Linked DNA regions of Homo sapiens: region 1 is linked to region 2. Evidence: chromatin loops called from intact Hi-C (ENCODE). Cell type or tissue: HCT116. All regions are shown on one strand.

Region 1 (8,000 bases), 400 kb after region 2:
TGTGAGTGACCTCTGCATGCAAACCCATTACCTTGACTTGCAACCATTACCATTCAGTTTATTTCCCCAAGAGGTCTTGCAAGACCTAGAGGGGCACCTGCATGGTTTGCCTTCCTCACTTCCCCGAGTTTTCTCAGTATCCAGTGAATCTTTCAAGAGCTGGGAGAATTCTCTCTGAATTCTCTCAGGGGACCAGCCTTCTGGTCTTAGTCAGCATCTGTACCCATATCCTCACATAGGGTCTGATGGCTCCAACATCCTGTTTATCAGGGAACCTCAGTGAGCTCAAGGATAAACTCAGTAAGGATACTGACCTTATCCAACTTACTCTGTGCTAGAGGCCCATGGTCACCCAACATCTTCAATGGCAACAGGAGAAGCTGAACTCAGTTACATGTTGTGAACGGTCACCATCTTGTTCTGTTCTCTCATCTCTCCCAACTGTGCCCTCAGGGTCCTCCAAGGGTCCTCTGCTTCCTCAGTTCATCCCTTGGTACACTCCTGACACAGCAGCATGCTACTTGGGCACATTGGTGTGAATCAAAAAGATCTGAGACTTGGATATCTTCTAAAATGTTCAATTGAAATGCCTTCTGTTTTGCCACTATTGAGTTTCTGTGGTGGGTAAGACCTACACAAAGATAAACGAAAAACAGGGAGACACAGAGGTCATTTTTCATAATGCAAAAAGCTAAGCATAACAAGTGATTTATTCAGGATTACCTGTAGTCATGGTTGATTTCTACCCTCTCAGAGTTTATATGACATTTATATAATGTGCATAATATAATTATATATTTACATGAATTTCTCTTGTTTGTATTCATATATTTATTGTGAGCATTGCAGTACACATTCAGTTATTTTAAAAATAACTTCATGGAAATGCTTTCTCAACAGGAGATCCTGTTAGACATTCAATATTGGAGTATTCCTGTCCTTTTTTAACTTCTAAGGGGCTGATAAAGTTCAGTCCATTTGGAAACTGTCAGAGCTGAAATGTTGCTTGGAGATTCTTCGGTGCAGACTTTTCATTTCACAGACAGAGAAAGTGAGGATACAAGAAGAGAACTGATCTACGCAAGGTATGTTGGGACTCTGGTTTCATGGTTCCCAGTTCAGCGTAGGTACGTGTATGTGCACCTCCATCCCTGACATTCATCACCAAACTCTTGCATTAACAGCAATCCCAGTCTTTGAGTCTCTGCCTAGAACTTCCATCTACCTTCAAGTTTCAGCATCAAGTACATGTTATTGAATTCCTTCCAATTTATTTAATTCAGTTTTCTGCAGTTCAACTATATCACCATCATCATCACCACCATCACCAGCATCATCACCACCACCATCACCACCATCATCACCACCACCACCATCACCACCACCACCACCACCATCACCACCACCACCACCACCACCACCATCATCATCACCACCATCATTGCCACCACCATCATCATTACCAACATCATCACCACCACCACCACCACCACCATCATCATCACCACCACCAATTACCATCATCACCACAACTCACCCACTGACTACCACCATCATTAGCACCACCATCATCATCACCACCACCATCATCATCACCATCATCATCATTACCACCACCAGCATTATCACCACTACCACCACCATCATCATCACCACCACCATCATCATCACCATCATCATCATTACCACCACCAGCATTATCACCACTACCACCACCACCATCATCATCACCGCTACCACCACCATCATCACCACCACCACCATCATCACCACCATCACCACCACCAAATCATAATCATCACCACCACCACCAGCATCATCATCATCATCACCATCACCACCACCACCAGCATCATTACCACCACCACCACCAATATCACCACCATCACCACCACCACCAGCATCATTACCACCACCACCACCAATATCACCACCATCACCATCACCATCATCATCATCACAACCACTATCACCACCACCAGCACCACCATCACCATCACCACCATCACCACCATCACCATCACCACCACCACCATCACCATCACCACCATCACCATCACCACCACCACCACCACCACCATCACCATCACCATCACCATCACCATCACCACCACCACCACTACCATCACCATCATCATCACCACCACCACCACCATCATCAAAAGGAAGTGACTAAGGGACTTTGGCACTTAACAAGCTCTGCATCCCTCTATGTCAGGAACCCATGACCGCAGCCATTTTGTCAGTATCATTCAGATCTATTTGTATTTTTATTCCTTTCTCCTGCTAGGTATTCTTTTGATATCTTTACTTTTTTGAACAAAAAAAGTTTTTTTAAAGGAAATGTGTAAATACTAAATAATACATTTTAAAAATGATATAATGGTGATGATGCCACCACCCACCATGCAGTGGTTTTCTCTTTGCTTATTCCTTTTCATGTGCATGTCTATGCCATTTTGCATTCTTCCATTTGGACAAAACATATTGCATTTTTCCATTTGGACAAAATTTCCAACGTTTGTTTTACTTGCAGTAAAATGTGCAAAACATACAATTTACCATCTTAACTGTACATTTTTATGAGTACAGTTCAGTGGCATTAAGTACATTCACATGAGTGTGCTACCAATACCACAATCCATCTACAGAACTCTTTTCATTTTGCAAAACTGAAACTCTGTACCCATTACACAACTCCCCATTCCCCTCTCCCCCAGCCTCTGGCAACTACCATTCTACTTTCTGTCCCTATGAATTCAACTACTCTAGATAACTCATATCATCTTCAAATGGAATCATCCAGTCAAGTGGAATCATCCAATACATGCTCTTTTGTGACTGGCTTATTTAACTTAGTATAATGTCCTCAAAGTTCATCAGTGTTGTAGCATGTGTCAGGATTCACCTCCTTTTTAAAGCTAAATAATATTCTATTGCATGCATATTCCACATTTTATTCATCCATTCATCTGGATCCACATTATTTTTAATGACTTCATGATACTGCCTTATGCCGTTGTATTATAATGCGCTTAGGCTGTTTTAATGATTTTTTTCCCACTTAAAGCTATGTATCTGTCTGGATTTTGTTCCTCTAAAATGGGAATCAAGCAGAGTTTGGCCATTCATACATTCATCAATCTCCGAGTGTTTACTATGTGCCAGGTGCTGTAATAAAATTGGGAGAATAGAACTGGATAAACTGTGGTTCTCACTCTTGAGGAGCCCACCGTTTAGAGGGAGCCAGAGAAATTAACTGAGCATTATAATTCAGTGCCTGGAATACAACAGGTAGTTTTCCCCATTCTCCTCCTGCTGTTAATTTTTACTTTCTTTTTGTCTTCCTGGTGGTGCTTGCATCTCCATCCAAGGCACAAACATTAGCTTGCATTTAACCAAGCACATTCACCCGATCTACTGCAAGACTCTAGAGCTGGCAACCTGTCAGGAAACCCGTTTGAACTGTGTGAAACTGTGACCCCCAACACACCTTTACAAAAAAGCACAGTCAGATCTAGACACGAATTCATCATCTGCGGAAGATCATTTCCTGCTGTCGTTATTGTCTGTAGCAGCTCCAGTGACATGTGCTGGCATGACAAGCCCCATTTAATCTCACTAATGCATCCTTTTCCACGGGCAAACTAAACCCAGACCCATTCCAAAAGAGATGAACCCAGCCATCGCTTACCATAGGAATAACATTAAATACTAATGGGGACGGAAGACCCTGGGAGTGGCTTGCTGAGTGATGGGCCTTCCTCGGAGGGAACTGCTGATGGGATTCTGCTCAGATCCAAATGAGGTGATGCTCTTGGCTCTTGAGTTAAGGTTCAGAGGTTGCAGTGGACGCTGTGCCCTTTCCAGATACCAAGAACTCTGTCTAGCAAATGTCCACAAGAGGCTGGGTTGGACTTTGGTCTACATATATTTTCTTCAACATTTCTCTTCCATTCATCCTGAAGTCAAGGACAAAACAAAGGCCTTGAAAACATCTAATGAGGACACTCTAGCAGGGAATGGAACTTTCAGTGCAAGTAGAGCATTGAGCAGAAGGTAGTTTTCTCCTTTGAGTAAACATTCTCTTATCTCTTGAGCTCTTGGCACCCGCGGCTGTAGAATGATAGTCCTTTTCGAGAAGTACCACCTTCATCAGAAGGCCAAACAGGGCAAGGCCTTGGGAAAGGAGTAGGCAGTTGGCTTTGGCGGAGAAGGGTTTTTCCTCTTTCCTCTCTCCCAGTGGAGCCTTCAAGGCTCAGAAGGCCTTTCATGGGATTTGCTGACCTCTTTCTAACCTGATGCCAGTGGGGCCAAAAGGGTGTGTGGTCCAGGACAGTTCTCCAGGTAAGAAGCCAGCTAAGCATTCAAAACTTGAAGCCCTTGCTGGCAGCAAAGAGTGTCCTCTGTTTTGTGCATTGCTCTAAAAGCAATTCAAGTTATTTACGTGTAATTTAGTGGATCTAAGTATGTTAGCAGTATTTGCAGCCTGTGCACACACCTGACCTTCTCAATAGGGCTCACAGTCTTCCTGCATGGTCTCAGACCTTCTGTCTGTCGGGCGGTATTATGAGTCGAAAGAATTGCAGAATTGGAAGGACCCCTAATGGCCTAGGTAAGGCACTGTATTCAGGAATGGGAATGGATTACCAGAAGGAAGAAAGGTAGAGCAGGAAGTCAGGGGACAGGCAAAACAAAGAGACCATAGGCTGCATGGTGCCTTAAGTGGAAATAGGAGAGAAGGAGAAAGTCTTGTGGGGAAGCTATGGGACAGCTTGAAGGTTGAGAGGGGAGTAAATAGGGAATGATGCTTTTAAAACGTTTTGCTATAGAATGTGAATTACACCTTCTTCAATGGTCTATAGGATATTTCGGAAAAGATTTTAAGAATTACTTTTGGCTGTCAAACTATTGTTTATTCAAAAGCTACTCTACGCAGAGACTGGACCTCTGGCCTGGTTATATTTGGGTTACAAATTTTTTAAGAACCAGTGTAGCCTAAAGCACAATGGTATCAATAGCTTTCTTTCCTAGTCATGTAACAGGGGCTGTTTTCTAATTCAATCCTCATAACAGCCCCCTTTGAGGTAGGTTAATATTACCCAATTTTATAGATGAAAAACCTAAGTCTCAGAGAGGGAAAGTGACTAACTCAAGGTCACACAGCTGGGAAGTGCCCATAAAGTCCTTAGCACCACAGCTGTACTCTTACCCAGGATAACTGCCATCGATAGTTGGGTGGGGTCTGTCAAAAAAAGATTTGAGGTCCTTCTCTAGGAAAAAGAACTCAAAGGAATGATGTTGAGAAAGGGTAGTAGTGGCATGAGAATCAGGGACTAAGACCTCATGTCTCTTGATTGATCCGAGCACATGATTTAGCCCCTGTCATTGTGGTCTGAGGAGCACGCCACTTTACTTTCAACCTCATGTGCCATCATTCCAAGCTGTAGGCCTTCAAGGCCCAGGGAATAAAGAGGAGAATAAGAGTGAGAAAGATGGAGGCAGAGGCAATTATCTGAAGATAATTGATTTTAATTTACACATTAACTTCTTTAGCACCGTGAAATCTTCGAAACAAAGATGCCCCTGCCAAACATTGACACAATCATCCTCATGACCACCGGCACTGCAGGCATCTCTAAGCATCTCTCAGGGGTCTTCCATTGGAATTCTGATAATGTTACCACTTCTTCACTAAAAACAACGGCCAGCAGCAATTATACCCCCTATACATTCTGTGCTTCATGCTGGTTTAACCCTTTCAATCTACAAATCGGGAATATCTTCAAGGCAAGAACGTGGTTAACCTGGTCCCACTTGTTGTTGAAGCCTCTGTGTGTGATGGCAAAGGACTTTGTAAACTCTACACCCTTAATGAAAGCTTGGAGATTGAATTATAGCTAAGAAGCCTGAGGTTCAGCAGTGACGGGGCTTGGCCAAGGCCACCCTGCATGTTACCATGGAAGTAGCTCTAGAGCTGAAATGGTAGATGTCAACATAGAAGGGGTCAAGACAATACAATATCTGTAGCAGATAAGAAAACTGTAGCCGTACTTTTTCATTTCTTTTTTCTTGCATTTCAAACTTAATTCTTATTTGGCTGCTGAATAATTTAATGCATGGGTTCTGGCATCAGAACTGGGTTATAAACTCTCAGAAGGGAGAACCACATTTCTACTCCAGTGTTCCTACAGGAGAAGTTGACAACATAATAGGAAGTCCATACCCACTTACAGAATTATATTAGTTCAGGTGTCTATTGTCTATAACATCTACAGTCAGACTGTACTGCCTCCATGAGCCACCCATGAGCTCTGTGAATGAGTTGCTTAGTCTTTCTTTTGAGATGGAGTCTCGCTCTGTCGCCCAGGCTGGAGTGCAGTGGTGCAATCTCGGCTCACTGCAAGCTCCGCCTCCCGGGTTCATGCCATTCTCCTTCCTCAGCCTCCCGAGTAGCTGGGACTACAGGCGCCCACCACCACGCCCAGCTAAGCTTTTGTATTTTTAGTAGAGACGAGGTTTCACCGCGTTAGCCAGGATGGTCTCAATCTCCTGACCTCGTGATCCACCCGCCTCGGCCTCCCAAAGTTCTGGGATTACAGGCGTGAGCCACTGCGCCCGGCTGAGTTGGTTAGTCTTTCTAAACCTCAACCTGGCCATCTGTAAAATGGGGACAACAGTATCTCCTTTACAGGGTTGTTGTAAAGATTTAATGAGGCACTCAACACATTGTCACATTCAATAAAAGTTAGTTACTAACTTTTTAATAAACATTCAATAACAGCTATTATACAATAAAGCAATCATTTAATAAAACTTAATTTCTATTATTATTGCTGGTTTTATTAATATTATGATTCCCTCAAATGATTTCTCATTTTAAAATGGGAAAATATCTAAAAATGCTATTCTATATTACTTCTCTCTCCTATTCTATTTAAAGATGATTCAGCGTCTGTATCCCTTCATCTAACTAAACTTTAAAATTGGATTTTAAACTTCAATTGCCAGTGATCTGTTATCAATCTCTTACCTGTCTTGCCTTTAGGTTAAACATGGCCCCAAATGAGCTTGTCGAAGTCTAGTTACTTTCAGATATTCAACAATTACTCTCCCATGGTGTTCTAGGCACTGGGCTGGCAAGACCTGGGCATTCAGAGATGGAGGAGAACCAACATGCAGGCAGCCATGGGCTGGAGCCAGGTAGGGTCATGGCCACCATGGTGCCAGGGATGGGGTGCACCAGCCGAGACTTTCTTGGAGAGAGACTTCCTCTTAGTCCTAAATTCTTTTTCATTCCACCCAGGCCTTATGTGTTTAAGAATGCATAACTCACCATTCCAAAGTACTGTGTCTCTTACCTATGCTGTCTCTACACTGCAGCCCCCTTCTAGCCCTAAAGGGAAGGGAGAGAGGGAAGTCTTGTGAGTAACACAGGTGATGGTGGTATGTGTGTGTGTGTGTGTCGGGGGGGGGGCGGGGGGCATTCCTCTCTCCTCCTTAATCAGGGCCAACTGGCTGACAGTGTCTCCCACAGGACACTGTGGTAAGAAAGAAACAGCAGAGAGCCTGGACAGCAGAGAGGCTGGAAAGACACCACCACCTTCTTGGGATCCTCTCTTTTCTCCAAGTGCTCATGGAAGAGAGGGAATAGGATTTATACTGATACTTTTCATAACAGAAAAAAATAACTAGCATTATTAAGCTGTCATTATGATTCAGCTACTGTGTTCTAAACACTTTACACTTGATCTCAGTTATTTCTTATAATAATTCTCTAAATTTGCTAATGTTAATTGTGCCCATTTCACAGATAAGAAAATTGAGGCTTCAAGACATCAAGTCACTTACCTGAGGTCCCACAGCTTAGAAGCAGTAGAGTTAGAATTTGGACCCCAGCGTTCTGGCTCCAGAGCCTGCAGTCCCACCTCTCCCAGGACCCTGAGGTTGGGGCTCCCTGCCTGGGGTCAGTGCAGGATTGACCTGACCACAATTGAGGT
Region 2 (8,000 bases):
GTACACCCCTTTCAGAACTGAATATTAGTTTTCTTGTCCAAACCATGATGTATTAATATCACCACTTTAACAATAGGCTTTTATTTTCTTACAGTGAAGCTGACTGACAAGGGATGAAGAGTGAAAATTACAATTTGAGAACCTCTTTGGTCAGCTATTGGGAAAGAATGAACTCTCCCCTGTGCAAACCACCTCACGATTTTTCAGGAAGCCAGGGCGAGGAACTTGGATTCCAAAGCCTAGAGAAAGATGTGAGCTGCAAAACTTTCTTTTGGTGGGTGAGGAGACTGGCGTGGGGAGAAGCGGTTTCTGCTGGAGGCGTCTCCACTGCAGGGTGGGGGGGCGGTGTTGGGAGGACTTCCACTTGCTGGCGATATTGACTAGAAAACAAGACTCATTTTGTCTATCTTTTCCTGGATAAAGGACTGATAGGCTCCCCCCACTGCAGCTGTTTTGTTCTTCAAATATATTATCACTTTTTAAACGGATGGTAAAGGAAAAAAATGCATTCATTTTTTCAGCCTAAGGAGACTGCAGGAAAAAGCAGTTCTGCTGCTGAGGTACAACGTAGCATAATGTTGTTTTTCAAAACACCACCAGTTCTGCCTTCCCCTTTTAATGGTATTCATTTTCCTTCTTAGAAAAGGGGTTAAAATTAGTAGGCACATTTCATATTAGCGTATTTCATGCAATAAAGCATAAATTATTTAAAATAACACGACCTTTTATCTTGCACCTTTTGAAGGAAGCAAATTAAAAATGTAAATTGGGAGCTAATTAATATGCAAATGTATTCATTCGCAGTTAACAATTAGCAATTAAACCTGCAGTGTCTACAAAGAGCACGGACAAAATTAGTAACTTAATTTATCATTAAAAAATGAAAACGTACACAAAATTTTAATTGACTTTCAAAATATTTCCCCTGCTTTTTTCCTTTCATTTTTTAATACCAAAAAAAAATTTTTTTAATATTATGCCTTACCTCTACAGATGAAATTGGGTACATGCAGTGTTCAGGGGAGTTCATTAAATAGGATTGGAGAAAAGCATGTTAGGAAAAGTTTGCCTTTTACATGAGGTATTAAAAGATGACATTTAAGAGTGTTGACTTGTGTTGCATAGTCGAGTTCAAGAGAGAAATAAATACATAGATTCTCCTGTGTTTGGGAATATAGAGATGGCAGAGATTTGTAGAGATAAGGGGGAGTATATGCGGCTTATGCACATAGATGTGGGACCGGCTGTGTGTGTGTGTGTGTGCGCGCGTGTGTGTGTCTACACCTTCTAGAAGACACACAGCAAACGTACAGGGTCATTTAAATGCTTCTGGTTCAGCTTTGAGAATTCCAGTACAAAACAGTTGCATGGAAAATCAGCAACAAATAGCTTAAGATGTAAATAAGATACTCTCGGTTGATCATGAGACACATTAGCATTCTATGTTTCATCTATCCCTCCTCACTACAACCCAGACACACATATTTTCCACTTTCTGTTTTCCTGTAGAATTTAAAGAGCAAACCTTTTGCATATTTTCCTGAATTTGGGGTTCATTTGCTGCGTCTCCTCACCATCAGCCTAGCTCTGCCTGCAGATGTAGCCTTATATTTTTACACACTCCCTTTCTAATGTCATGCAGCATAGGAAAGAACCCAGCAAACATAGGATCTGTTGCTTGCAACCTTATTTTGGTTATTTAAACAGCACCTGCTGCTCCAGCTCCATTGAGAGCTTTAAGTTTCATTCACAAGTGTTTTCTTTTGGTTTTTCTTGCTTCAGGGCTGACTCGGGGCGGCTGCGCTGCGTTCTCTCCCCTGTGAACTTTGCTCACGTTTTGGACTGGGCAGCATCTCGCGGTCTGCTCGAGCGGGCTGCCCTTCTGCTTAGAGCTGGACAGTGTTCTCGTCTGCTAGAACGGGATTTTATGGTCAACAGGACATTGCCATGTGTCACTGCAACACTTAGAGGGTAGTTTGAACTGGGATTGAAGGTCTGTCTGGCTGCTTTCCCCGGCAGGCCCCAAACTGGCTTGGATGCAATTGAGCCAGCATTTTCCAAGGTACTCTCATTCACAGTCATAAGGGACAAACGCATCTCATGTGAAAAACTCAAAGGCCAAGGAGGCCAGGGCATGAAGTATTAAGTTGATTTTATTCGGTTTCACAGAAGGCAGTTCTGTCTTGTTGACTAGCAACATTGTGACAAATTGTTCTCGATTAAATGCTTATTATGTGTTTATTTAGCTGTTTGCCTGGAACTAGAGAAGAAAAAAAAATGTGTTACAGTGTATGGCAATATTCTATCCTTTCATAATTGTACCAGAGAAATATGGCATTTTCTCTCCTAAATTTGTACTTATTTCGGGCTCTCTCACACTCTCCTGACAAGTCTGATACTCCAGAACTTCCCAACAATAAGAGAGACCAGGGAAAACAAACAAAAAAACTTGGTTTTAATGGAAAATAAGAGAAGAAGCTAAATATAGCTCTTGACTTTCACAGAATTGTGATTCAGATCTGCTAATTTCTATTTGCCTGGGAGAAATTTTAAGAGTCTCATCGCACCCCCCCCCCCCACCGCCCCCCGCCCCATGGCCATCCCCACCTCCCTAGACTGGAGGGCCCGGAAATAATGACTGGGAAGGAGTTTACCTGTCATCTGTGACACACCCGAAAGAAAGGTTTTTCAGCCAGGGACCCAGCTACAATGCCCAGGCTGGGAACTGTGTGGTTCAGAGGTTCATAGAAGGCATTTAGGAACCAGCTTATAAAAATTAATGTTTTCTTCTTTTATAGGAAATATGCACCATTCTATTTCAGTATGGAAAAAATACGGACCTTGTCACTGATCATTTTTCATGGACTATTTATTTAGGTTTTGAGCAGCTCAGAAGCCTTTTTATTCCTTTTGAGCTCCCCTTGGGATGCTGAAGAGAATAAAGATTTCTCCCTTCCAATACCGTGCACACATTTCACTGTGGGAACTGTCACCAAACTAAACAAAAAACTGAGTCCAAGCACCTTCCACCTCGTTGGCCAAAAAAGACCCAAACGGCCCTCATATTTTTATTTTTGCTTGTGCGCCTGCGATATTAAGCAGCTAACAACAATCTGAGAATTAAGTTACCACAATTAGGAATTAGAAGCAGGTGGCATAATAATGGCGCTTTTTTCATTTCATTTATTAGCAAAAAGAGAGAGAGGAGCTTCATTTATTTTCATCAGCGCCTCAGTAAAAGCATAGCAATTTGCAACACAAAAATCATTTCAAGTACCTCAGCCTTGTGCAAACCTTTTTTTTTTTTGTTGTTGTTCCTTTAAAAGCCTTTTAAAGTTCACCACCTCCCCCGCCCAACCCCATTCTGAAAGGACGTGCGTGTGTGTGGAGAGGTGAGTACTGGTGGGATCAGACTATTTCTCCCCCAAAGCAGTTTTGGGGGTTCCATAACCCAGGGAGCGAGGTGTGGGGCATCTCCTGCCCTGCCTGCCTCCGCCTGTCTCTCATTTAGTTTTGCACCGGCTTGTTTCAGTCTTGCAAAGATTTAATGCAGGGGCAACCTCTCTCCAAATAAATAAAGTGAGCAACACCTCTTTGCATGGCACCCTCCCATCAGCCATCCGGGCCAGCGCCTCCAGCACCCCACTGCCCGGCTCCGCGGCACCCCACTGTCCAGCCCCTAGCACCCCACTGCTGGTGCCGACACCCGCAGGCCCTACGCTTTTTGCGTTTCTACCCGCCGCTCCTCGCAGACCTGGCGCGGCGCAGCAACCTTTGCGCGCCCTCTAGCGTCAGCATCGGGGATTACCACGAGCTGGCCCGCACGCCGCCGCCGCCTCCAAGCACCACCCGCCCGCGGGAGAAGCAGCCCGGGCTGCAGCAGAGGCTGGGGGGCGAGGGGGGCGAGGGGCCGAGGGGGTGCCTGGGCTCGTGCATTTACACGAAGTCCCTCCGAGACGGAGGCGGGCGTGGGTGATTTTATTGCAAACTTTGGGGAGCCCCTTCCTTGGCTGCGGCCGCCCGCTGGTGTTGCCCCCGAACCCTGGGCATGGGGCGAGTGGCCCAAGCCCGGACCCTTGGAAGTGGCGCGGCGGGGCTGCCTTTCCTCGGGTGTTCGCGGCTCGGCGCGACCCTCTCTCCCGTCTGCTCCCCGCCGCTCTGCTCGCCCCCTCCCCTCGACCAGGTTCTGGCTTTCTGGCCTGTTCCGGCCTGGGGGACTCCCTTGTCCTGTGCCTCCCCATTCTACTCTCTGTCCACATACCCCTGAGTCTCTCTTTTCTCCCTGTTTGATTTATTTTAGAGCAGCGGATCACAATTTCTGACTTCCACTTTGCTCTGTCTGCCTTTCCCCATCCTACAGCATTCTCGCCGTTTGTCTTTTTTTCTTCCCTGTAACTTTTTCTTCTCTCTCTCTCTCCCCTCCCTACCTGTCTCCCTCCCTCTCCCTCCCTCTCTCTCCCCCTCTCTCTCTCTTTCTCTCTTTTTGAGAGAGTCTCCCTCCAGGCTGGAGTGCAGTGGCGCGATTCCGGCTCTCACTGTCGGGTGCCCGCCACTATGCCCGGCTAATTTTTATATTTTTAGTAGAGACGGGGTTTTTCCATGTTGGCCAGGCTGGTCTGGAACTCCTGGCCTCAACTGATCCGCCCGCCTTGGCCTCCCAAAGTGCTGGGATTACAGGCCTGAGCCACTAGGCCCTGCCTCTTCTCTCCTTTTCTGTTTCTCAGCCTCCAACTTCATATTTCTGTTTATATTCTTTCTGCCCCCTGTTCCCCAGGGAGTTTCACAGAAGAGCCACAGGCCTCTAGCATAGTCATCTAGAATGCCAGCCACCTCTTTTCCGTCCAGCGTCTTGGAATTAGTCTCCACTGGATCTTGCTGCCTGAGCTTCTGGTCTGCAGGGTGACAGGTGCCTTCTGCAGCCCCCTCAGGCCAGGCTTGTTTTTGTTTGTCCTTTGCTTTATAAACACAGACAAATAGCCGTTTATTTGGAATTCACTGTCCTCATTGAAGAGGTGGCATTAGGTGAGTGTAGGAATGGTGATGGGGATGGGATACCAGAGTCCAGAAGGCCGTGGTCACGGAGAATCCTCCACAAGCTCCCAGAGTTTGGACTTTCCAGGACAGCCTTGCATCTTCCCTGCCGATCGGGCAGCCTTGGAACCTGGCACAATTTTATTAAAGATATGTCCAGTTTTAGTGGCCACCAAACTTTTCAACGGTTGTTGGTATTTGAGAGAAGTCTCCATCACCAAAATAATAAAAGGAATTCAGATAAAACAATGAGTTAGTACATGAACCTATGGAGTGAGGAAAGATTACAATAAAATCAAAGGCTGGTGAGGGAGGAGAGAAGACAGGATGTGCAGTGGCATAATCTTGGCTCACTGCAGCCTCAACCTCCTGGGCTCAAGCTATCCTCCCACCTCTGCCTCCCAAAGTGTTGGGACTACAGGTGTGAGCCACCACACCTGAGCTTTGGGGGTATAAATTGGTAAAAAGAAATTTGGCAATCTGTATTAAGAAACTTTAAGATACTCCCACCATTTTTTTTTTTTTTTTTTTTGTGATGGAGTCTCTCTCTGTTGTCCAGGCTGGAGTACAGTGGTGAGGTCTCCACTCACTGCAACATCTGCCTCCTAGGTTCAAGCAATTCTCCTGCCTTAGCCTCCCTAGTAGTTGGGATTACAGGCATGTACCACCACCTCCGGCTAATTTTTATATTTTTAGTAGAGACGGGGTTTGGCCATGTTGGCCAGACTGGTCTTGAACTCCTGGCCTCAGGTGATCTGCCCGCCTTGGCCTCCCAAAGTGCTGGGATTATAGGTGTGAGCCACCGTGCCCAGCCAGATACACATATCTTTTGATCCAGTAATTCCACTGCTGAAAATCTATCCCAAAGAAAGATTCTGAAACGTGGAAAAAGCTGGAGAAGTAAACCAAGCTGCCATACTTGAAAGAGAAATTGGAAATAACCTAGATGTCCAACAAAAGTGGATGACGATTTGAGTAAACCAGGGTCCACCCGCCACTTAAAATTGATGCTGCCGTGGAGAACCATGTTGGTAAGAGTACAGTAACCTGGGAGTGCAGGTGATCGCGTGCTGAGACAAAAAGCAGGATTCAAAGCTGAATCCACAGCATGATCACGAAAAAGATGCTCCACAAAGTAAAAGTTACACAGAAAATACCCGCACAGTGCCTGTCTTTGTATGGTTGGAACTATGGGCAAAGTTTTTCCTCCTTTATCCTTCCACTTCTCTTTTGCCTTCTAATTTTCTTGAAAGAGTGAGATTTTACTTTTAGAATAGAATAAAAGTCACCTTTGTTTTTCCTTTTTAAAGTGGCTGTGAAAGCGACACGGGCTCTGTGGGAAGAGAAGTAAGGAGGACTTCTGGGAAGGAAACGAGGTTCTCGGATGAGCAGGGGCTGTGATATGAAAGTGATCAAGAGGTGAGTGTGTGGGGGGTAGGGACGGAGCATGGGTTTTGGAGAAAAGTGTAGCTAGATTCCAATCCGGCTTCCACTCCATGAGGTGGGGCTGTGCTGGGCTCCACCAAAGGCTTGCTGCTGCCTTAGCTGTTAAACACGGGCTTGGTTTCCTCAGCAACTGACCCGAGCACTGTGTATCTGTGGTCATCACCATGCTCCTGTGTGCTGATGAAACAAGGAACATACACAGTACAGTCTCACTGGAGAGAAAGCTACTTCCCGATGGGTGTCTTAGCCCAAGCCGGATGATCTGTGGGCCAGCACCTGAGCACCTGAGCAGTAGTTGCAGCCCTGGGCTTCACCTGCTCACACAGGGCTGTGTTTGGACAGGTGCATCCCAAAGCGTGCTCCATGGAGCACTGTCCCCAAGATGGTCCAAAATGCCTTGACACATGTATTGAGCACCTACTGTGTACCAGGGCTGTAAATTCCTCAAGGGCAGGGAGCAGATCACCCAGCAAGGGTCTCACTACAGGGCCAGGTGTGGTGGCTCACACCTGTAGTCCCAACACTTTGGGAGGCAGAGGTGGGAGGATGGCTTGAGCCCAGGAGGTCGAGGCTGCAGTGAGCCAAGATTATGCCACTGCACTCCAGCCTGGGTGACAGAGTGAGACCCTGACCAAAAACGAAAGAAAGAAAGAACAAGCTAATGAACGAAAGAAAGAAAGAAGAGAGAGAGAGAGAAAGAAAGAGAAGAGAAGAGAACAGAACAGAACAGAAAAGAAAAGGAAAAAAAGGCTCAGCACAGTAGAGGAGCTCAACATCTTAACTTTCATTCATTCAACCCATCCTTCATTTGAGGCTGATCCTTGGTGAAATTGGGACATTGAGGAAGCTTATTTTAGCTGACCCTTCATCTTCCATGTCACAGCTTCTCTTCTCTTGCTAGAAATTCATCCTGCCTCCCTCCTTCCCTACAGTGCTAGCTAATAGAACATTCAATGAGGATGGAAATGTTCTAAAACGTGTGCTGTCCAATGTGATTGCCACTAGCCACATGTAACCACTGAGCATCTGAAATGTGTCTAGTGCCACCAAACTACTGAATTTTTAATTGTAATACATTTTAATCTAAACCAAATAGCCACATATGGTTAGTGAGTACAGTATTGGACAGCACAGCTCTGTAAAAACCTGTCCTCAGTTTTGCCTCTGGTCTCACTCAAACTCAAATCCATCTTTTGTGTCCACCCTGTGATGAGCCCTTCAGGCCTTGCTCTAGATGTCACTTCAGTGGCATGCTGGAGTCGGCCTCCACTGGCTGGCACCAGCTTGCACCAGCTTGCAGGAGCACATGTTTGCATCTCTTCCCAACCTGCAGTGACTTAACATTGGTAGCTTGACATCAGCAGCTATGGAAGCATTTACACCATGGGAATGGGCAAACACTACACATCAGGTCTGTTTCCCCCCAGAGCCAGTCATTAAATGGCAGCGTTTACACCAGGGGAGTGGGCAGACACTACACATCACGTCTGTTTCCCCCCAGAGCCAGTCATTAAATATTTTCC

The links. Peaks named below come from ENCODE experiments on the same cell type or tissue, not always from the same donor. Only the 100,000 strongest peaks of a DNase experiment are listed, where the experiment ranks them.
Region 1: it touches region 2 in a loop (2.8-fold over the local background); 3 of 110 quality-filtered maps call a loop at or near these places.

The regions. Positions count from the first base shown.
Region 1 is chr14:97,134,406-97,142,405 of GRCh38, forward strand. No RefSeq gene overlaps it. Among named protein-coding and RNA genes, the nearest start is that of LINC02304, 16 kb to the right of the region's middle. In HCT116, a CTCF peak has its summit at 4,643; a DNase peak (open chromatin) is centred at 4,616.
Region 2 is chr14:96,737,820-96,745,819 of GRCh38, forward strand. LINC02299 (long intergenic non-protein coding RNA 2299) reads left to right here and starts at 3,372. Exons shown (of 4, transcript NR_146552.1): 1 at 3,372-3,392; 2 at 6,342-6,450. RefSeq lists an enhancer at 3,038-3,538 and a silencer at 3,874-3,923. In HCT116, a CTCF peak has its summit at 3,793 (motif pointing left); a DNase peak (open chromatin) is centred at 3,722; H3K4me3 peaks cover 1,081 bases; H3K27me3 peaks cover 628 bases.